Linked DNA regions of Mus musculus: all the other regions are linked to region 1. The links are chromatin loops, found by intact Hi-C in ENCODE. Cell type or tissue: heart. All regions are shown on one strand.

What was found. Hi-C counts contacts between places; a loop is a spot of excess contacts. Peaks named below come from ENCODE experiments on the same cell type or tissue, not always from the same donor. Only the 100,000 strongest peaks of a DNase experiment are listed, where the experiment ranks them.
Region 2: a loop joins it to region 1, with 2.9 times the contacts of the local background. A loop is called at or near these places in 3 of 42 quality-filtered maps.
Region 3: it touches region 1 in a loop (11-fold over the local background); 4 of 42 quality-filtered maps call a loop at or near these places.

Annotation. Positions count from the first base shown.
Region 1 is chr10:91,440,276-91,448,275 of GRCm38, reverse strand. No RefSeq gene overlaps it. Among named protein-coding and RNA genes, the nearest start is that of Gm40736, 34 kb to the right of the region's middle. In heart, a CTCF peak has its summit at 4,656; a DNase peak (open chromatin) is centred at 4,745; H3K27ac peaks cover 1,903 bases.
Region 2 is chr10:91,293,559-91,301,558 of GRCm38, reverse strand. No RefSeq gene overlaps it. Among named protein-coding and RNA genes, the nearest start is that of 4930534H03Rik, 77 kb to the right of the region's middle. In heart, CTCF peaks have their summits at 3,555 (motif pointing left) and 6,025 (motif pointing left); a DNase peak (open chromatin) is centred at 1,288; H3K27ac peaks cover 964 bases.
Region 3 is chr10:91,502,851-91,510,850 of GRCm38, reverse strand. No RefSeq gene overlaps it. Among named protein-coding and RNA genes, the nearest start is that of Gm40736, 96 kb to the right of the region's middle. In heart, a CTCF peak has its summit at 3,553; a DNase peak (open chromatin) is centred at 3,620.

The DNA of each region.
Region 1 (8,000 bases):
AGGACTTTGTAGCTGGGTCAGGGCTGCGGAAGTCTGGGGCAAGGTTGCTAAGGTAACGAATCTGTCCGAAGACTTCTCTCAGCATCAGCCTTTCATCTTGTTAAATGTCTATAAGCAAGCACCGTGAGGAGAATGCTAATATAGCAGATGACAGGGACAATTGTGTGGAGGTATTTCCAAGCCTGTTAGGTAGGTATGTGTTTCAGCTCTTTTCTAGGACTACAACAGTATTGTGTGGGCTTAGTGATGTTCACGGAAATGAGTTAAATTATCCTGGGTCCATCTACTGTTTACATTAACATGAAATACATACACAGTGCTACAAAGCAGGCTTTAATTCAACAATACACATTGGTTGAGTGCCTGCTTGGTACCTGAAATCATTTCTCACTATAATATGCAAGCCTGCGAAGAATTAAATTCTAAAGAAGATGAAGCTTAGCCTGCCGTCCAGAGAATCTAGATTCAGTCAGACGGAATAACTTCAGTTTTTGTGTTGGAGGTGGCACCGAGGTGGTATGTATCTCAAAGTACACAGGGCATCAAAGACTAATGAGATTATGTCAAAAAGGCATCACCATCTTGACCAGTTCCCTCTGGTCTGGAATGGGACAATTTGAACATTAAGAATAATAATGACAATAATGTATTGGTGCAAGTTAAATATATAAAATTCCATGAATTCATAACTATACTTAAAAGATAGTTCCTGGCAACTAGCAGAGGTCACTAAGATCATTACTGAAATTTACAAATAATGTCAAAAAAATGACACAAATCTCTTTCTTTTCTTTATGCCTTGCAGTTCTTTATAATCAAATAAAATACAGTTTGTGAGAACAGGCTCTTTTTTTTTTTCAGATTATCTTTACAAAAGAAGTGATGTGACTGAGGAGATGGCTCAGTCTGTAAAATTCTTGATATATAAATGGAAGGATCTGATTTGCTTCCCTGGCACCTGAGTAAAAAGCTGGGTACCATAGCACATGGCTACAATCATAGCAATGAAAGACAAAGACAGGATGGTCCCTGGGGCTTGCTGTTCAGGCAGCAAAGCCAAATCAGTGAGCTTCGGGCACTATGAGAGACCCTGTCTCAAAGTGTGAAGTGAAAAGAGATCAAAAAGGACATCAGCATCCTCCTCTGGGCTCTGAAAACAGGCGCATACCCTCATGTATGTGTGCAGAGGCATGCACACAGGCGCGTGTGCGTGCATGCGCGCATGCGCGCGCGCACACACACACACACACACACACACACATACTCAGGATTTTGTGACTCTTAATGAAATGATGAGTCTTGACAAAATGCATCCACGAATGTCAAAACTGGTAAGAGAAGTACCCATGGGAAATTTGGGGTGGTAAAAAGATAATGTTGACAACCCCAGAACATTCTAATCACTATCATTTAAGATGAAACCATCAGACACAGGATACTTATTGGTGTAACACTTGGTAGAAGTACACACATCATCTGGAAAGTAGTTTTGCTTGTAAATATTGAGCCTGACTTTAACCAGTTCTTTAGTCCTGACTACTAAGAAGAGAATCAAAGCTAGACAACAACAAAATCCAGAAATTGGGACATTTTAAAAACAAATGACCTAGTTTCTCCAATGAATCAGTAGTATTTAAAAAAAAATAACTACTTTGAATCAAACCTTTAAGAGACAGGTATAATGGGTGGAACTTTTTGGATCCTGAGTTGGATAAACCTAATTAAAAACAAAATATGCAAAACAGAGAGAAAATAATATAACAGATTTGTATGATATAAAATCTTCTGTTGTTTGTGTGTTCTATGACTAAATTTATTGATTATGTTTAGTATGCAAACATGCATACTCAAGTGTTTGCACATGAAATTAAATGGTAGCAGTATTTTGCTTTAACATATCAGGGGGGAAACAGAGACATTGACTCAAACAAGATTGGCTACATATTTATAACTGGAGAAATTCTGGAAACAAGACACCTATGGAAAACTGTGTTTGAATTACAGTGTGGAAACAGCCTGGATTACAATTCTGTGGCTTAAATTACAGCGCTGTGAGCTTCGATATTGAGAGAACCAGAGGGTCCTGTCTATTGTTTATGTAAAATGTGTTTGCTTCAAACAAGAGTCTATGTATATGGAACAGCCGAACTGGTGAGTTTAAAAGTTTATATTCATGCTAGTTTTATTCAGTTCTTAAGGAATCTCTAGACTTTAAAACTTGCCTTTATCTAGAAATGGGAACAGAAAAAGAGTTTGGCTTGGTGAAAAACATTGGCCCAATGTAGCATCAATGCTTTGGGATCTCTGTGGACACACAATGTAACTGTGATGAGTAACTCTAATAGTCCCATGCTGTCTACTTCTTTGGCTCCTACCAAGCACTCATGAGTGATACTCAGGCCTCTACAACCAATCAAAAATGTGATAGGCTACAAGACCAGAACCATTCTTCTTATCAAGGTAAAGTGAAATTTCAGAATAAATGCTCATGAGTTGTTTATATAGGAACAAAATTTTGTAAAGAATTAACCTGTGTGTATAATGACTTTGTTAATATATAAGGCTCTAATAAATCAGTAAAAATATGAACACCCTGTTAGCAAAGTAGGCAAAGTACACAAAAGAGAGAGAGATAAAAATAACCAGTTCTGGAAGGCCCCACATGCCCCCAAAAGAGCACAGAATGTTTGCATTGATCTCGGCTGTACACCAGAACTAACCATATTGTTGAAGATATCACAGTTTCTTAAAGAAATTAATCTGAAGTTTAATAAACTGAAAGTGTCCTCCCTGATGGCTAGCTTTTATAGTACAGAAGGTACTACACAAGTAGCTCAGAAAAATAAGTGATAACATGGTATGATAGTGTCATGATTGTCATGGGGACAACCAACAGATCTTGGGTGGATCTGAGAATGGCCCCTCCATGGACTGGAGTTCGTGCCTGGTGCTGTGGACCTGTTAAGTGCCCATGGCTGAGATCATAGGACCCAGGAGGGCTAAACCTGCTGCTTTCATTTTGCTAAGAGAACATGTTATTAAACTACCTTAAAATAATTAGGTGTAGATCCATAAGCATGTGCTGCTCTCCACCTTGATGGGGGAAGATTCCTTTTGCAAAAAAATGATAGCTAACACAAAGACTCATGGCTGCTCAAGGTGCTAAGAATAAGAGACTGTAGAGTGGTCATCTGTAAATGAGACCTCCGAGGTGTAGACAGAAAGAACATAAGAGCTAGATGATGAAGAGAAGAGCTAGGAGATCCTATCTTCTGGGTATGACCACTGTAATCATAGGAGCTGAAATAGCCTACACTAGGTCTGCATAAGACTGAGCCTGTCAACATCCAGTCATGGGAGGGGAAGGGGGCTCACAGACTCTGCAGGAACTATTGGCCACTGGGGATCTGTAGAACAAGAGAGTAATCATGGATGAGTTGACCACACTCCTACACTCATGAAGTTGGCCTTCACAGTGGGTCACAAGAGAAAGAGATATGAACGTGGGGGATAGAATTATGGCATTGTTGGAAGGATGGGGTGATGTCAGAGGAAGGAAAGGGATATGAGGGTGTAAGGGACATGTACGATCCAACTGCATAAAATACATATATAAAACTGACAAAAATAAATTCAATTTAAAAGAAAGTTATAAATGATCAGCAGACTTTTCTTTCAAATGCTGGAGATCAAGCTCAAGTTTCTACTAAATTCAAGTAAGTGCACTACCACGGAGCTACCATTCAGTCCATTCAAATTCGTTCTAATATTGAAAATACCAACCCTGGTAATAATCAATTAATGAAAAACCAAGATAAGCAAATACCATTCATTCTATTTAACTGGCAAATAATTTTAATAACAAACAGTATTTTTCTATAATAATAAAGGGTCTTTCTCCTAAGAAGTAGTTTTAAAATTGGCTCAGCACTTCCAAAGGTCAACTTGTCAGTATGTATGAAAATTATTATCTTGAAAAATGATCATTTGACTTCTCTACGTTGATCCAAGAGAAATAATGAAAGATATTAATGGCTATTTAGATAGAATATAGTCTATCCTAGCATTTCTTACAGTAGTAAAACATGTATGTGTGTATAACATATAACATGTATGTGTACATAACATGTACGTGTGTATGCATATATATATATGCATATATAATAAACTAGATATCCAATAGCTGAATTTAGTTCAATAAATGTTAAGTAAATAGACTACTATGTTGTCACTGAAGATACCCATACAAATAAGTAATTATCCAAAAATATGTTTATATTGTACTGCTTATATTTAAAACAAGGTAATTAGGAATATGTATCAGCTTTGTTATATAAATATATACCAAATATTTATCAAAATTAACTTACTAAAAATGAAAATGTACACCCTCCTTAATTAACATGAATGTAATTATTTTTATTTTCCTATGTATTTGCCAATATCCTTTACAGCTTTTAAAAGCAAACACATAGGACAAGAACTGTGCTTTTAAAATCAAGAAGAACTTTCCAAGCAGTAACTTCTACTATTCCAACTGTGCCCAATTGTTCTTTTACTCTATCTGGGTTTATTGTACCCTATTTCCTCCCTGATGGAGCATAAGCAGGAAGCTTCCACCCTGCAATTTCTACCTGCTGGCGCCACCAAGAGCCCTGGAATGCAGACTTGCTGAGAGCCGGTGACTAAGTGTGGAAAGCCTTTATCACTCAGGTTGCTATACTTAGTGCTTCATTTTACCTCAGGACAATTCCAGCTGTATCAGCCACTCTAGTTTCAGTGCCTGTCTGAAACTAAAACAGCCAACACAGAGCCCTGTGCCCTTTCATTCCCTGCCAGTGGTCCTCTACCAGAAATAGCCTGCCACCAAAAGACTGGTCCACCTAACCTGACTTTCATCCCAATGAATGTTTAACCTACTGGTTACAATTTTTTCATAACCTCAGTGCTTCTATATCCGGGGCAGATCTATATAATCTCTTAAATATATCCATTTGGTCTCTTTTTTTCCATAATTCTTAAGTTTCCTATAAGCCTAAGCGATACTAGATTAAATGAAATTCAACCCATTTCTTTTATTATTTCTTGTTGATTTGTATGTGCATGTGTGTAGCAATGCCCATGTGTGTGAGGGTGCATATATGTATGTCAAAACATGGGGACCACCTGCCATTCCTAAGGAGACATCAACCTTTTCTCTTAATTAAGGTCTCCCATTGGCCTGGGGCTTAACAATGACAGCTAGCCAGCAAGCCCTAAGGATCCACCCAAGTCAGCCTCTACAGAGCCAAGATTACAAAAGCATACCACCATGCCTGGCTCTTTTACACGAGTTGCTCACCTTTTCTACATAGTTTCTGAGGTCTGATGTCATCAGTGAGAGCAAGCACTTACAACTAGGCTATCTTCCTGATGCCCAAATCAGTATCTTACTGTGTTATGTGTAATATCAGAGCTTCTGCTAATGAGTGTTCACTATGAGTTTCCATGGATAAATTTCCAAAGATAGTCAGTATGGCTTTCTCAAGCTTGTTAAGCACAGAACCCTGACTTCACAGGTCACCTTGATGAAGAGTTTTAGAGGCTGGGAGTATAGCTCAGGTAGAACACTCGCCTAGCATGCACAGGGCCCTAGGTTCAATCTCCAGCAATCAGAAACAAAGCCTTCCCATTTACAAGGTGTGTACCTCTGCATTGCTTAATGTTATGCATCTGAGAGTATGAGACTCTTCAGAGGAATCACAGATAACTAAGCTAATTGAATGCAATGATCACCACACAAAGTACTCAGTAAACAGCTGATAAAGCCATGACAGAGGGCATGTTCTTATTTGCCCCTCCACAACATGGTTCAAGCACATAGTATCCTCATGTTACCAGAGAGAAAACACAGACCAGGCACATTAAGTGGCTCAGACAAGATCAGGGTGGGTTAGGGATATAGCTGGGACCAGAAACCAGACTCAAGTTTAATATTTCTATTCTATTTTTTGTTGTTGTTTCTTTATTTCCTTTTTTGAGACAGAGTTTCTATGTGTGTAGCTCTGGCTATCCTGGAACTCGTTCTGTAGACCAGGCTAGCCTCGAACTCAGAGATCCACCTACTTCTGTCTCCCAAGTGCTGGGATTAAAGGCATGAACCACACTCACATGACCACATAGCCCAGGATCCCATCCAAAGTTAACTTCAGATATTCTGTTCCATTTAATCCAGGCAAGGTAAGGTCTTGTTTTGTTCTGTTGGGATTTGGAATCTGGAATTTGAATTTCTCTCTGTGTAAAAATCATCCCCAAAATTTTAATCTTCTGTAATTTATGCTTCTGCTAATGATTACTGAACCATGAATTACAACCATAAGTGAATTCTGCATGGTATCAAGTATGAGTAATTAAGATTTACTTATTTATTTTGTGTGTACGAGTGCTCTATCTGCATGTCAGAAGAGAGCATTAGAGCACATTATAGATGGTTGTGAGCCACCATGTGGTTGCTGGAAATTGAACTCAGGAAGAGCAGCCAGTGGTTTTTATCAATGAGCCAACTCTCTGGCCCCCAAGTATGACAGATCAATAAAGACCTTGGCTATGATTTGCTTATTGAGAGAAGGGTACTGTATTAGTCAGGGTTCTCTAGAGTCACAAAACTTATGGATAGTCTCTATATAGTAAAGGAATTTATTGATGACTTACAGTCTGCAGCCCAATTCCCAACAATTGTTCAGTAGTAGCTGTGAATGGAAGTCCAAAGATCTAGCAGTCTCACACAGCAAGCAGGCGAAGGAGCAAGAGCCAGACTCCCTTTTTCCAATGTCCTTATATTGTTTCCAGCAGAAGGTGTAGCCCAGATAAAAGGTGTGTTCCACCATACCTTAAATCCTGGATGACCTTGAACTCAGAGATTTAATCTTCTGGAATCCATAGCCACTATGCCTCAAGATCTCCATGCCAAGATTCAGATCAGAAACTTCTATCTCCAAGTCTCCATATAAGGGTCACTGGTGAGCCTTCCAATTCTGGATTGTAGTTCATTCCAAATATACTCAAGTTGACAACCAGGAATAGCCACTTCAGGTACTCTAGATGTTGAGAAGGTTTGTTTCAGTGACAATTCCAGGCAGGAAGGGTCACCAGCTGGTAAGAAGGCTGGAGGTTTCCTCCTGAATAGACAACAGCCAGAATGTAAAGATGAAAGCTGGGTGCAGATCCCGCAGGGACACCACAGCCACATTTTTTGCCTCAGCCATAAGCCCATGGTGCTCAAGGCTGCACGTCAGAAAGTTAAATACAAAATGAAAGCAGACTGGCTAATGCCCTAAATCATGAAGTCCCCTAAGAGGCTCAGGCTCCATGGATGAACAACAGAACCTAAAGAATAGCCATTGTCTAGCACTGACTGTTTACTCAGCTGTGTGAGCTTGTAGCTACCACTGGCTTCCAGAAGAGGACAGGGATGGCCATCAGAACGTCCTCAGATCAGAAGTCAGAGACATGAATTAGACCCCTGCTTCTTCTAGGATAGTTCAGTCAAGTAACTTAACCTCTTTGAATCTGCATGTACAAAATGAGATTAAGAATGTCTTAGAGACTGATTTCAAGATGGTGGCAGCTGCTGGCACCCAACGGACCACAGAGCAGCTCCAAGGAGCCTGAAGGACCCTCGGAGGTGTCAGGAAGAGACGCAGAAGCAGAGGGTGAGTCTGAAGAGTGTGCAGTATCTCTGGAATAATTAATTAACTAATTAATTAATAAGAAAATAAAACGTGATCTCATCAAATTGGAAAAAAAAGATGGCAGAGCAGAGCTTCTCAAAAAAAAAAAAAAAAAGCAAGATTGGAGTCACAGTGGAGGTGACAGGTATAGGAATATGACCTCAGAGGACAAAGGAACATGTCATTGCTGAGTAGGGCTAGTCCACTGCCTGCCAGGAGGCTTGGGCAATGAGTCATCGAGCAGAATGGAGCCACTATTGCTGCAGCTCTCAATATTTGTCCCACTGGAGG
Region 2 (8,000 bases), 150 kb after region 1:
TGTAAACTCAGAAAGAAGAGTGGGTGCCTTGACAAATACAGCAATTTGGGCCTAAGTCCATATTTTCCAGATGAAATGTTGCCTGTCCAGATTCCTATCAGTTTCATTTTTCACCTCGGGGCATTTGAAGACACATGAACTATTTGGTCATTAGAATCGAAGTGAGCAGTGGCTAGGCTGTTTTTAACCCCTGAGGTACTTTCTAGCATGATCGGGGAATACTTGGGTTGTGTGATGGAGAAAGCAACCATAAGATGGACATTTCTGAGCTGTGGAGAAACTCTGCAGGGCTCGAAACTAAAGTTATTTTATCACTCAAAAAAATGGTTCATTTGAGCCAATGGGTTACTGATTTAAAAAAACAGAAGGACGTGAAGATGAGGAGGTAGGGGGTGGGAGTGGATCTGGGGGGAGTTAGGAGGAGGAGCTAAAAGACAGCACAGTCAAAATATTTTGTATTAAATTCTCCAAGAATTTATAAAGTATTTTTAAATGTTTGTCAAATATCTAAAACTCCTCCCTTTCTAGAAGTACTGATAAAGGCATGTCCAGAGTGGACATTTGCAGTAAGTGGTGAATGGGTCACTGTGATAGCAAATCGGAACACAATCATTAAAGTTACAGAAATAGAATTGATCAATTAATGAAGCTCAAATCCTTGAAATCCCTTAGATGAATGCCAATCTGAATAGTTAGACAATTTTTTAAAAGAAGAGAAGGAGGAAGAGGAGAAGGAGGAGAAAGAAAGACAACTAGATATGAATCCATGTAAGTCAACCTGGAAAGTAGATAAGAGACTCAACACAGCCCTCAGCAATTATATGGTGTCCAGTGAGGAAATAAATGAAGACTAACCAAATGAAGGTGTGTACACTCTATTCAGAGGTTGTTACTAAGTAGAGAAGCCAGACACTGCCACAGCATTTGGCAAAACTCAGAGGTAGGCAGGAGAGAAGGAACATTGTATGGAGGGGAAAGAAACAGCTCTATGCTTGCCCATCGGGACGTCTGTTGGCCTAAGGAAGCTGAAGCAGGCTTACTAGAATCATGGTATCTTACATGACTAGTTAGGGATATATATTTGACTTTCCCTGGTTGGTCTTAAACTGGAAGTACAGACAACAATTATGGAAGCTGTCAGACAGTACTCAAATCTCGGCCATTTGGGGCCAATCGTATGATTGTTTGCCTTCCTGGAGCAGCTGATAGAGGAAGTGACCTGACTTCCTGCTAGCCTGAAAGGAGACGGCAGGCTGACTTCCTCTGCTGATTCCTCTAAATGATGGCTCTGTTCTCCCGGCTGGTTGCTCCAGACTGTGAGTCAGAGCTCTATTTTCATACACGGTCTGGCCTTTGTCCTTTCTTAGACTCAAATTCTCACCAGGAGAGCACATTTCTGGAAGATGGGAGCAGTCCTGAAGCCAGTGTACTCCGTGTCCTCCCCTCTCCTCTTGCCATTGGCTAGCTGGGCCAATTACATCACGTTTCTTGACTTCCTTTTAGCTCTCAGTTCCCTTGTGTATAGCATAGACATACAGCAAATGGGTCAGTGGGTAAAGGCACTTACCACTAAGCCTAATTAGCTAAACTCAATCCCGTGCCCCACATGGTAGGAGAGAACAGATTGTTGAAAGCGGTCCTCTGATTCCCACATGCATGTCACGGTATGCACGTGCCAACACATATGCACACACCAAATAAATAAAGAAAGAAATAAATGTAATTTTTAGTGGAGATAAGAGTCTAAAATCGAAATACGGTCTAAATAACACAGTTTCCATAAAAGCTTGGCCTGGTCACCTTGGGGGTGACCAGTCAGTAGCATCTGCTCTACTGCTGCCCCAACTTTAAATCTGTTCACCAGATTCAATGCAACAACTTAACCTAATAAAGGAGATAAAATTCCAGAGAGCAACATTTCAGGAGAAGGCCTATGATGAGGTTTGCTAGGCCATTAAGAATAGATGAGTGGTCCTGGTAATGACAAAAAGATTCATCAGGAAAAGGTATGTGAACTCCAGGGTGGAAAAAATAACACCAGAGAATTGCCTTTAATGTCCTTAATATCTTACGTTTAATAACTAGTCTGTCTGAAATTAAATGTGTTTTCTTATATGGCAGCAACATGAGAGGGTTGCAAGGGAACCGGGCATAAGGTAGAGAAGGGGTGGTTCCGTGAGTGCCTGGTTGGATGACTCTTGGACAGCACAAGCTAAGATTCAAGAGAAGCCTTGTGTCCTATGTGACTGGCAAGGGGTGTTCATTTGGCTGTGCTGTGAAGTGCTAGATGCAATCATCAGACTCACAAAGAAAGGAAAGGGGAAGGGAAGGGAGAGAAAACAATCTGCAAAGTTGAAAGTTACAGAAAAAAGAAAAAAGAATGCTGTAAAAACTTCATAACAGCCTCAGAGACAGGCACTCCATGACAGGCAAGAAAACCATGGAGCAGAGGGCACGAACCTTATGGGCAGTCAGAATTCAAGGGAAGGCTTAGCAGCTAAGTAGAATTTGGAGAGGGGTGACGGTAAAGGGGAAAAGATGAAAGAGCAAGAGAGGGGAGGGGAGGGGAGGGGAGGGGAGGGGAGGGGAAGGGGAAGGGGAAGGGGAAGGGGAAGGGGAAGGGGAGGGGAGGGGAGGGGAGGGGAGAAGAGAAGAGAAGAGAAGAGAAGAGAAGAGAAGAGAAGAGAAGAGAAGAGAAGAGAAGAGAAGAGAAGAGAAGAGAAAGAGAGGGGAGGGAAGAGAAGAGAAGAAAGAAAGAGAGGGGAGGGGAGAGAAGAGAAGAGAAGAGAAGAGAAGAGAAGAGAAGAGAAGAGAAGAGAAGAGAAGAGAAAGAGAGGGGAGGGGAGAGAAGAGAAGAAAGAAAGAGAGGGGAGGGGAGAGAAGGGAAGGGAAGGGAAGGGAAGGAAGGAAAGGGAAGAGAATTTGAATGTTTTCCTTCAAAGCACAGAGATATAGACGTGTGGTTATAGTAATGAAAAGCTTTTAAAAATCGGTAGCAGCAAGAAAAAGTTCATATGCCTCAAAGTTCATGTTCAGTCTTCCCTGTTAGCTATTGGCATCATCTATTTGAACACTTAGGGGACAGTTGTATTTTTTATATTAATTGTAAGTTTCTCTAAAGTGTTAAGTCATTTTCCTGTGGGAGAAGGTGCTTTCCAAAGGCTTCTGTTTTTAGCAAAGGGCTCTGTTTTTAACAGAACCAAACTTGAAGCTGTCATCCCCCACCCCCACTCCCACCCCATCCCGCAAAGATCCTAAGGACTTCGGCTAAGCAGCTCACACTGAGACAACCTTCATTCAGACAGCCTGGGTTTGTGAGAAAGGAAAAGAAACGTTCGGTTGATTTAATGAGAAGGCCTGTACCTTCTGGAGTGTGCAAGTTGCTAATAAATTGCATTTCTTCCTTTTATAAAGTACATTGCTAGTGTGGTGTTTTGGTTTGTGGTTTATGATAGGTGATATAGTTTCAAGGTTTGAATATGGGTTTCATTAATCCTTAATTCATCCCTCTAACAGAAAGGATGGAACTGGCTACCCTTGGTGCACAGCGCCCTCTAGTGGATGAAATAAAGTCTCTTATTTTGCATAGCTTAAGAGAATCCTATGGCTGCTAAATAGCAAAAGCAGACTCTCCCGGCCCTGTATAGGGGAGATTCTGACTGTATACACCGTCTGAGAATACAAAAGGAGGTCACACATACCTAAAGTGATCTGAAAGACCCAGGCCCTCACAGTAAAGGATAAAAGGCTCAGGACTTCCGCGACTATACATTTGTTAAAAATCTGAGGATGGCAGCCTAAGGCTGTCTGCACTCAGAAGTCTAACCAGAGAACTAAGGTAGACAGACAAATTTAATTTCACCATACGGGTGCAGGAATTCAAACAGAGCCACGGTGGCTTAAAGAAAATGATGTCACACACTTGATATTTACAACAGCTCCCGAGGTTAGACCCTTCTCACTCAGCCTGCCAAGCCACCAAATTGTAAAATGTATAGATCCCAACAAATGGGTGCTTGAAGGGATGGAAAGTTGATCTAGATAAACGGCTTCTACATGGTGGGAAGGAAGGAAGGAAGGAAGGAAGGAAGGAAGGAAGGAAGGAAGGGAGGGAGGGAGGGAGGGAGGGAGGGAGGGAATGAAAACCTATTCACAAGAGCCAGAAAATGGAGTCAGCCTTGGTTTTCATCAGCAGATGAATTCATATAGAAATGAATAATCTATAGACAGTGGAGTTACGTTCAGTCATGAAGAATGACATTATTTCATTTAGGAAAATATATGGGGCTGAAGGTGAAGCAAGACTTGGAAAGACCAACACTACTTGCTTTCTCTCATGAACAGAAGACCGTGAATGTTTTAAAGCAAGCCTAAGAGTGGGAGGAGGTGTTTGAGTTGAGAAGGAGTCCTGGGGGTGGGGGAAGGAAGGATTCAGGAAGGTGATGGAAGGGTAGATGTAATCAAAGCACATTATACAAACGTATGAAAATGTCATCATGAAATCCTCTATTTTGTGTAATTAGGATACAGTAATGAAAGCTTAACTCGCCAGATTCTCTTCTCCTCCTCACCAACCGACAGTTCTAGCAAATAAAGTTTCACCCATCCATGATTGGTCCTTTACACACTGACCATGGGTGTTCCTGAACTAAAAGGGCACAACTGAGTAGTGAGAAAATAAAGGAGACAAAGTCTAAAACACTTGCCACAGTGAGCTTTATGCAAAAAAAAATCAGCATCAACTCTAAATGATGGAGGGATGCTTGAGAGAAAGCAGCACGGAGTGATTTTCCCCTTGCTATGTGAAGGCTGTGTCATGCAAAAAAATGAAATAAGCCTCCTCATCTCAAACCACTGTGGTTTTGCCACACCAGCGTCTGAATGTGACCTGAGGAGGCACAGAGCAAAAGGACCTCCAACAAGAACAGGGGAGGATAGATCCAGAATCCAGGACACCTTCAAAGGAGCCCTGCCAACATCAGTGAAGGGGGGATATGCAAATTCAATGTCACCGTCACTGCTCTCTCACCAGTCGGGGAGTACACATGATCCCCACATGCAAATGAGACTATTTATCTGTTAAGCCAGACAAAGACAGGATACCCCCACCATCTCCAGATGAATTAATTTCCGTATCTCAGGAAGTCCCAGCCAGCTTTAATCAGAAACTAGTTTTTTGTTTCATGAGAAAATGGAAGAGGCTCATTGCATCCGATCCCAGACACACGTTGATAAATTCCTAAGCTTGGACTCACACCCTCAGGAGGGATACACTTCCATCGCCTTCCCGGCTCCTGAATCAGAGGCCGAACCTGATTTTGTGACCTTCATCCGTCCGCCAGCCCTTGTAGGTCATGTCCACCTGATAGAACCTTAGAACTGTCGTCGTCGTCGTCCCGTCTCACCCCCCCATCCCCACCCCCGCTGGTTAAGAAGGAAGTCAACGTAAATAAATGCAACTTTCCAGGGCATATAAAATGGTAGTAATCACAATCTCTGCCACACAATCTCTGCAGTGAGGGAATCGAGGGGGACAGAGAAGGCAAGGGCTGGATAGAGCCGATTGCCTTGGGCAGCATCTCCCATCCCTAGGGAACGCTTTTCACAGACCCACGGGATTGAACGCTCACACCACCCAGGTGCTAGTTGGAAGCTTAGAGAAAAAGAAATGTTCCCTGCCTGCTTCTGTCAGCTGCCAGCACAAAAAATACAGCTCTCCCCTCAAAAAAAGATACTGTTTATTCTGAAGCCGAAGGTGAGTTCCATAGCCTGGGAACACAGATTCAACGTGCTCCGAATTCCATGTTCCAGCATGGTGCCAGTCTCATGAAGTTTTTATAATAGCAGGACAAAAGAAAGTCATATATCAGAGCACTTAAAAAAAAAATACGGGCTGGAGAGATGGCTCAGAGGTTAAGAACATTGGCTGTTCTTTCAGAGGTCCGTGAGTTCAATCCCCATCAACCGCATAGTGGCTCACAGCCATCTATAATGAGATCTGGTGCCCTCTTCTGGCCCACAGAAATACATGCAGGCAGAACACTGTAACATAATAAGTAAATAAATAAATCTTTTTTTTTTTTTAACTATAGGAAATATCAGGTTAGGCGTGTTACAGCAAAATGGGGACATCTCTACCATGGGCCTCGGGTGACGCTCTTAGCCTATGGGTCCGTGGAAGCTGAGAGTCAGTTAATCCGGAAAGAACTGCACCAGGATAGGAATTCGGTCAAACACAGAGGTGGGCAAAGAATGGTATTGAGGGAATCTAAGACAAAGCTAGGAAGGTTTGGCTCCAGAGCTGCAGCATTCGAGTCTTCGCACAGTAAAGCTTTTCCTCAGGCAACCTTGTACATCCATCACATAAGTGTGGCTTCTTTTTCCTGTAGACTTCAGTTCACACAGCCAGGGCACCACATCTAACTGGACTAAACAGCTCCTTTAGAGGTGGCTCCATGAGCCGTTGAAGCTGACAGGCATGAGGAACCTCTTCAAGGTCACTGCCGACAAAAAAAAAAAAAGGGGGGGGGGGACTGCAAAGAGGAAGGCCTCTATGGACCCAGGAGCCGAGTCAACTGAGGTTGGAGGTAGGGTGGATTGGGTGGTATTAAGTCAGTCTTGATGGCATTCTGTAAAGTACCTCTATCCACCTGGCTCTGTGGGCTTCTTCTGCCCTGGACTGTCTTGTTCAGATCCAGCTCTGAAGGCAAACCTTTCTAACATAGAACGCCACAGAGTCAGCTCTGTACAGGCTCAGAAACTAGAGGGATGGGGAGGAAATGTATTTTCTTTTCCTTTCTTTATTTTATTTTATTTTATTATTTTCTCATTGGTTCCAACCTTCTGTGAGCTTCCGGGTTCAGTAGGTAGAAATTAACTCTTCACTGTCTTTGGGGAAAATAGGTGCCATAGAATGAAACCAGAGCCTAGAGAGGTGACTCCGCAGTTAAGAACACATACTGTGCTTTCTGACGCTTCAAGTTCATTTCCCAACACCTCCATCAGGCATCTCACAGTTTGTAGCTATGGTTCTAGGGGGGATCCAATACCCATGGCTTCCATAGGCACCTGCGTCCATGTGCACATACCACCCCCATCACACACATACATATACATATATATGTGTGTGTGTGTGTGTGTGTGTGTGTGTGTGCGCGCGCGCACACACACACACACAATTAAAAATAAAGGTAAATCTATTTTAAAAAGAAAAACCAGAGTGTGAGGCTTTGCAATGGTTCAACAAAGTCCAGCACGTTGGCTTTAGCAACTGCGTGGGCTTCTTCTTATTCACAAATGACTTCTAGCTATGCAGTTGCTGAACATATAAGAATAACAAGAGTTTAAAACATTTTTGTTGCCTTAAAAGTGAAATCAAGACCACCAGCAAATGAAGGATAACTGTTCTATCTACAACCTATATTAGGGGAGGAATAATACAACTACCCTACTCCAGACAGCATACGAGATGATGACCATGAGTGAACATGCCAGAGGAGACCCGGCGATCTTAACTGACATGCAGTGTAACAGAAGAATAGTATGTGTGTGTGTATGTGTGTATATATACATGTATTATGTACACATATATGTATTTTACCATACATACACATACATATGTTTATATACATATATGAATATGTATATGTGTGTGTGCATGTGTACATATCAGAGAAAAATGAATAGTTTCCATAGATGTAGGTACTGTTTTATTTAATAAACTTTACCGAATACTTTTAATGCACCATGCATTGTTCTAGGGACTAAGAACCCATAGACTTTAGTCCACGGCCACATTATCTAACTCGAGCTAAGAACCATTTATACACTTTTAAAACAAGGAATAGTACTTTTCTCTTTTTTTGTTTTGGTGTTTGTTTGTTTTTTGTTTTTCAAGACAGGGTTTCTCTGTGTAGCCTTAGCTGTCCTGGAACTCTGTAGACCAGGCTGACTTCAAACTCAGAGATCGGCCTCCTGAGTGCTGGGATTAAAGGTGTGCA
Region 3 (8,000 bases), 63 kb before region 1:
GCATATTACCTACAACTTGGATGATCTCTCCATGGGGGTTTGAGTTAAAGCAGCGGAGGAGAGCACTTCTGGGACTCAAGCTGAGATGCTGCAGTTGTAGCCCACACCCAGGGGAAGGCAAGTCCATGTCCACAGACCACGCTTCAGAGTGTTCTAGAGAAATGGGAACGCCAAGGCCTGTGGAAATGCAGACCTCGGCACAGAGTGCTAACAAATCTCCTAGATTTGATATGAATCTCGGGCCTAAATTGTTCTGAAGATTCATTAGTTACTTTTCTCATTGTTATTTAAAAAGGCAGTGTAAAGGAAAGAAAGGGGTTTGGGTTTGGGTTTTTTGGGTTTTGTTTGTTTTGTTTTGTTTTCTTTGTTGTTTGTTTGTCTCACAGTTTTGAGCGTACAGTCCAACATGACACAGAAGCTATCGTGGCAGGAGTCTGATGCCCCAGTTACACTGTATCTGCAATCAGAAGACAGTAATGAATTCTCCTGTTCAGCTCACTTTCTCTTCATTCAGTCCTGGATCCCAGGCCATGGAACAATGCTATCCACACTTGGTGGGGGGTGGGGAGGGCTCTCGCCACCTCAACCAATCCAATGCAGAGACATCTTCACACACAATCCCAAGGGTTTGTCTCCTAGGTAATTCTATATCTTTCCAGTGGACAGTATTAACCACCATACCAGGTGATACTGAAAGGCTTAGTAAAGAAACCACAGAAGAAAAAGTAAACTTAACTGACACCAATTGCCCTCTTAAACTCTGTAGCTGGGAGATCAAGCACAGGTCACACTGTGCTCTGAGAACAGATAATCCACAACGGGTTTCCTTGTCATAGATGGTGGAAAGACACAGTAATGAAGATGACCATCTCACCTACACTGGGACATCTGGAAAGGGACCTAGAGTGACTTAGACAGAGACAGTCCAAGTGTTGAACTGATCCACAGGGCTCTGGTCCAACAACTTGGATCTGTCCCTCAGACACCTTAAATGATAGAATGCCTCCAAATGACACTAGGACTCTAGAGACAGAAGGCAGGATTCAACCTTAACCTTAGTTTCGCTATTCTTTTCCCTGTGTAGCTTCAGCAGATATATCTTAGAACTAAACTCTGCCTCCATAAATGTCTGGTCTGTTTCATATTCTGATCTTTGTCCCAGAGTTAGATATCTGATACACATAAAATAGCATGTAAAACTCTAATATATCCCATGGCATCTGGCCAGAATGCTCACTGGGAGTTCTATTCTGTCCTTCGGGCCCCACTTCCTTCCCTCCACTCCATTGCCTAGCATTGACCCTTATCTCTGCCTCTGTATACCTAAATCTTCTTCATGGGTCTCATGGGCATCTCCAGGAAAAGAACCTGGCTATTCCTCAAAAAGAAAAACATACAATTCTGATATGACTTGGTAATTCTCCTCCTGGGATACGTACAAGAGAATGAAATCCAGGCTTGTTCTCTAGTGTTCATTTCAGTGCTACCTACACCAGCCAGAAAATCCACATCTCCACAGGTTAGCAGATAAGACAAACTTTCCCTTCTTTTCACTGGAAACTGTGAAATCAGCCGGCCACTATGTAGTACTCCACCCCTGAAAAAAAAACCAGATTAGCCTGGGCTCTTCACTCTCCCCTTCACAGATGATAGCCACAACACTCAGATTCCTAGCTGGGTGACATTTTCCAAGTGGCCTACATTCAGCAAGCCAACATTCCCAAAAACAGTAGAGAAAAACACAACTTGTATTTCAAAGAGATAATGAATTAGATGTAAAGAAGAGTCTTCCTTTCACACTCTTCATGGAGTCAAGGAGGTCCACACTGCAATGTTTGGTAACAGCAAATCGGTTGAGGCAGATTTTCAATGGTAACCCAAGATCCTCGCTTCCCGATCTGCGAATTATCCACTGTGGTAACTTAATTTCATGTTTTTTGTCTTAAGGAAGATTTGGATAAATGTTCTAATGCAGTAATTAGCAGCTACATTAATAGCATTGATTTCCCATTATGTGTCCCATTATTTTAATTATATTTCACTTTAAACAATTTTTCAGACTGTAATCTTCTACAAAGATGAGCTTGATACCCCCAACTAACTTCTCTCAATCACACACCCTACACTGGCAATGAGTCATGTGCTATTTAACCTCACATCACACGTTTTTAAAAACTCACTTCACGGAGCCCTGGGTAGATGTCCTCTCTTGAGCAATTACCATCAGGACCCAGAGTCAATGCTGAAGTGATCAAAGCAAGCAGTCATTGAGCAGAGCTCTCGACACAAACAGCCCCTCGACATCCCATTAAGATGCTTGAAATCCCATCTTTAAAGAGCCCTTTGGGGGAATCTTTGGGTGTTTTCTGTCTTTAAAAGAACACATGGAAAATAGCACTTACCAAGAGCATGTAATATGTGCCAGATACTCTGGGATTAAGGCTAACACTTACGTTCCTCTTAGTCTATATTTTAGGCACTGGTATAGAGGTCTTGCATATATTGAGCCATTTAAATTCTTTCACAAAAGAAAATATCTAGGAGATAGACATTATTATCACTTCCATTTTATAAATGAGAAAATTAGAGGTCCCTCAAGATCATCTCATCCAGTCAATGCTAGACACAACCAGGACTCAGGCTCAAGCAATCTGATTCCAGAATCTGGAGCCCTCTTACCCTCTACTGCATTGCTCTCTAATGTAATCTTATTGAACCATCTCATCCAGCAAGTGTTTTGTGTCTGTTCTGACAGGTGAAGATACTGTGATAGGAGAGGTTAAGTAATACAATGCATACAACTAGTCAATGACCCAGGTTTGGCTTAAACCCAGGAATCAGGCTCCCAAGACTTAATTCTTCTCTCATGTCCCAAAAGAATGAATATTTTCATGAGTATGTCGGAGTATGTCCTAAGCAACGGTGAAATAGGAAATAATGCAACAGGCCATGTGGCCTAATCACTAAAGGGATGGGATGGCAGATAGGGAGCCAGCTCACTGACAAAACCACTTCCTTTTCTTCTAGGCCCACAGACTAAATGAAGTACCCAGTAACTCGTGTATGATAGTTAGGGGCAGTGGGATGTGTGAGCTTTAGCAAACAGAGTGTAAGCACCAAACACTGTAGCACCAACCTCTATCTTCTCTCCTCCATTCTGACTTGGAGTATTTAAAAAATATAGATGAGGAAAGATCCTAAGAAGAGAAATCTTGAATTCCCGATAAATCCAACTCAATAGTAGATGGCTGGGCCAGGAGCATATTCGAGGGACAGTGGTGGCAAGAAGTAAACCTGCACTGGGTTATTTAAGGCACTAGAGTTTTACATTTTCTTTTGGAACAACTAGAACTGCAATAAGTAATATAATAACTACAGAGAAAGGTACTGTGCATAATGGGAAATTGATGTGTCTCGGAGTGATAGGTAGAAGATAAATAGAAACCCAAGCCGGAAAACTGGAGATCACATGACCTGTGGCCACAAACTGTCTGGTAGTGTTATCCAGGCAGTAACTTGGAAGTGTGCTTTTACTGTTAATGACATGAGCTACCACCAGAGGTTTAAGTGGCAGAGTGACATGATGTGACCTTATTAGAAGGATCAGTGTGGCCTGAGTGCTGAAAATAAATCAGCAGCCAGAAGCAGAAATAGGGCACCATGAGGCTACTGCCTCTGACCTCAGAAGGTGCGTTCTTGAGCTGAAGGCTCGATCTCTAAGGTCCAGCAAAGCTAACTGTCCTGAGGAATGTTTCAGATCCCCCGAGCCAGCCAAAGATATTAGCAATGGCTTTCGGTCAATGCGTGTCTTGAGAATCGGATTCAATATGGAGAAAGAACATACATACACACAGCATTTAATTTTCTTATATTATATTTGCAGTAAAATGAAATTCCAAGGCTCTCCCATTAATTGCAAAGACTCCCTCCCCACAAAATATATTCTTTTAATGTCTATAGAATTATAACCCCTCAAAAAATTGGGTATGTGAAACTATAAAATCATCCTTTGATGATTACCAACCATAATGAAGACTGAACAATTTCCACATTCACTACACACACACACACACACACAAACACGCACACTTGCTCATGCGTGCACATGCACATACACACACACACACAGAGAGAGAGAGAGAGAGAGAGAGAGAGAGAGAGAGAGATCTCCATCTCCACTGAAATCTTACAGGACACAAGTGCAGGTCCCATGAAACTAGGTAGTTAAAAACAACTTACCCTGATGCTTCCCTAGAATCACAGATCTCCTCTCTCTGTTACACACTCCCTCCCCAAGAAATGCTGGAAATTATATTCCTCTCTGAACACGCTACATCTTTATCTGCCTTTTGAAACCACTGAGTTTCTCGGATCTCTTGTTATCCCTTTTTTAGATATCCAAAATACTAAGCTTGTTGTCCAAGTTTATTGTATCCGTTGTGATACCTATCAGTAAACTCCAGAGTGATTCATTAGGCTCAGGGTAGGATATTTGGGGAAATACAAAGAAGTAAGAATTCTAGCAGTGTTTATTCTTCAGGCCAAACACCCAAATTCCCATCTACCCAGGAGTTAGACGCCACAATACTGTAAGCACTTACCTATTCCTGTAGGGTATTCATCTTTTCCACAACTTGCTCAGATCTGTTACTGATGACACTTACATCTTAGAGGTTCAAGCTTTTGTGGTAAGGGAGAGTTGAAATCTGTTTAAGAGCTGGAGAGGTTAGCCAGGAAGTCACAGTTTTCCTCAGATTGAGGGGAAAGGGCTCCTGTCTAAGTCACCATTCAGATGCTACACATGGCTGCCAGTGCTAAAATGATGCCTTTAAGGTGCTGAGAAACAAGAAGTAAAACAGAACACCCACTGTGTTCCTGTTTACTGAGCATCATTCGGAGGTAGAGTTAGCTGTTATTGAAATAACTTAAACTGTGGAGAAAATATCAAAATAAGCCTATTACACTAGAACCAGCCATTACAGCCAAGGAAATAATACATTAAATCCTTTGAAATGAAGAAATATGGCAAGAGGCACTTAAAAACTGAGTGGTATTTTGTCAATAAATTGCAGCATTAATAGTTCCTTGTTGCTTCTTGCTAAATTCTATATTTCTGACACTCAGAAAGGAATATTGGGAAAAAAATCATATTTATTTTATACAACTCATTAGTAGAAAGGAAGAAAATATGAGGACGTTTTGGTGCTGTAAATGTTTTTTCAGAACGATGGAGCTGGTAATCCTGGAAGAGGTCAGCAGATCAGGAAGAGATGAAGGATTTTAAACTGAATCTTGGGGCGATATGAGTCATCGGCCCATCAGTAAAGGGCAAGTCCTATTTGGGAGACTAAATATCATGCGCAAGGCTGTGATGCCTCTCTTTGATAATGACGGTGCATTTAGACGTCATTTCTTTCTTTCATTATCAGCAGGACGCCAGTGCCATCAATAGTCTTTCACTCCTAACTGATATCTCCTTCCTACAGATGTACCCATTTATTCCCGTGAAAGACCACCTGAATTTACTCCATCAACTAACAATAAACTCAAAGGATCTGAAGGAAATGGCACATTCACGGGCACTCGGCTCTATGGAAGTGGTCTAGCTGATCATTTGCCCCTGTTTTTCAGACCTGCGCCTGCTTGCCTGGTAGTCTAAATATCTTGACTCGGTTACACGTTAATCTGTTGAAGGCAGCTAGAGCCATGACTCAGCTCCCATGTGGCAGCCTCTGCATGTTAAACCAAAATGCAAATCGAGCAGAACATCCCTAATGAGATGGATCGAGCTCATTTCTTTTTCTTTGAATCATTCCTCATATGGTCCCATCGGTTCGGGGCAGTGTTTACATAGCACATGGCCATGGTTAAACTTTATTTTTATTACCCCTGAGCTGCTCCCACGAGATTAGGCAACTTGAAGGCCTAATTCTGAACTCAGGCAGCTTAGAGACACGCGTAAACACTTGTAGAAAATGTTTTCTGCACAACCATTGTGCAGAAAGCAGGGATGTGGTCTTGATGCTCAGGAATCCACCCCACCCCACCCCCATTCTGGTTTTGCACAAAACGACATACAAGTTTCTGCATTCTGGTGTCTTCACACATATGCATCTTTCTTGATTTTTTTTCACTCTGAACACCATTTTCTTTCTGTCCTCAGCCAACAGAAGGAAGATTTATTTTCTCAAGTAAGTAGTTGTCTTACTTGGGCTTCTCCGTAGACCCAAAGACAAAATCTTCCATGAAAGTAACATTATAGAGGGTGAGCTTAGGGCACACCAAGAGCAAAAACAGAGAACTAAGAAGAAAATCAGGCACGGTTGGGGCTTCTCATGGGGATTCTCCTCTGGGTAGCTTAGAACTCTATCCATGACGGACCCTCTGAGAGTCTTGGAAACACCAACCCTTAGCACTTCTGACCTTCCCTGGACACAAATAAACAGAGACACAAAACATCCTCAACAGATCAATTATTTTCTGTGCAAGGCTAGGAGAAGCAATGGAGTGTGATTGAGGACTGCTTCCAAATGCACTGTGAGGCTGGGTGATACCAGTCTCAGATCTGAATTCTGACTTCCTCCTCGCTCACTATGTAACTTAAACTACACCCTAGTTCTAAAGGCCATTTCTCTGTTTAAAGATAAGATTTGTGATATTGATGAAAAGTAAGGATTTAGTGTCAAAATGCAATGTAAGCTCTTAGTGTGGACCTCAGCACCCAGCAAGTGTTCAAGAAACAGTCGTTACTTCTGTTCTTCTTGTTGTCCTCTTTATTAACTAATGATTCAATAGATGTCCTCCACACTGCCCTTCCTACTTTCAGATGGACACAGTAGTTCCTGTGTTCTGCCATCCTGATATGATAGGATAAGAAGCATCGAGACCTATCCATTCTACCATATCTCCTCTTAGATCAGTCTTAGGTACATGCCACCCCTGAGAGCTAGGCACAGGCCAACAATTCTCTGAGAAATTCCAGCTACAAAGTAAGGTATCTGGACAATGAAAAACATATTCATATTCTCTCTCTCTCTCTCTCTCTCTCTCTCTCTCTCTCTCTCTCTCTCTCTCTCCCCCTTCCTCCCTCCCTCCATCCCCCTCCCTCCCTTCCTCCGTCCCTCCCTCCCCTTCCCTCCCTCCCCTTCCCCTTCCCTCCCTCCCTTCCTCTCTCTCTCTCTCTCTCTCTCTCTCTCTCTCTCTCTCTCTCTCTCTCCTCATTCCCCTCCTCCTCTCTTGACCCAAATCTCTTGATAAACTTTAGAGGAAAAAGTCATTTGATAGAGTCTATGGGCAATGGTTGTCATATCTAAAAGATATACTCTGGTTACCGTCAGCCTAAAGCTAAAGGCTTTCTGACCTCCACTCCTCCAACAGAGCTCCAATCCTCTTGAGCTACGGATGATAGAAGCCCCAGTCACACTAACAGCCTTTGTCCCAATCTCCAGACCATTGTTTATAAGAGCTGAAAAGACATGACCTCTGTCATTAAACGGCCCTAATGGCTAAGTAAAAGGGAAAGCATCTCTAAGTTTCAGGATTACTCGTGCATGGGTTACTTTTTTATAATGTTCCCCTTTCCATAATTTAGTCTTACTTTGATTATCTTCTTTGTAAAAAGTAGTAGCAAAGTCAAATAAAACTAAGTTGAATCATAGAAAATAGATTTAAAAAATCAAACAAATAGAAAATGTTAAGTCAAATAAATGGCTTCTTGCACAAGATTGACCTGGTCCAGCCTCGTTATACATAGTGGCATAGTGGTTACAAAATTTTAAAAGAGAATAGTAGAAAAGAAAACAGAAAATCCGTGCTGGCAGGATCACTCACACATGGGTGCTTGGGTTGGTGCCTCCATACCTTTGTGCTTGTGTGGGTAAGGGACTCTCACCAGCCTAGAACTCAATGAGTAGGTGTGTCTCCACCTCCCCTGTGCTATGAGTTCAAGCCACTATATAGGCTGTGACTAGGGGTAGATTTATGTGGGCATGGAGGAGACA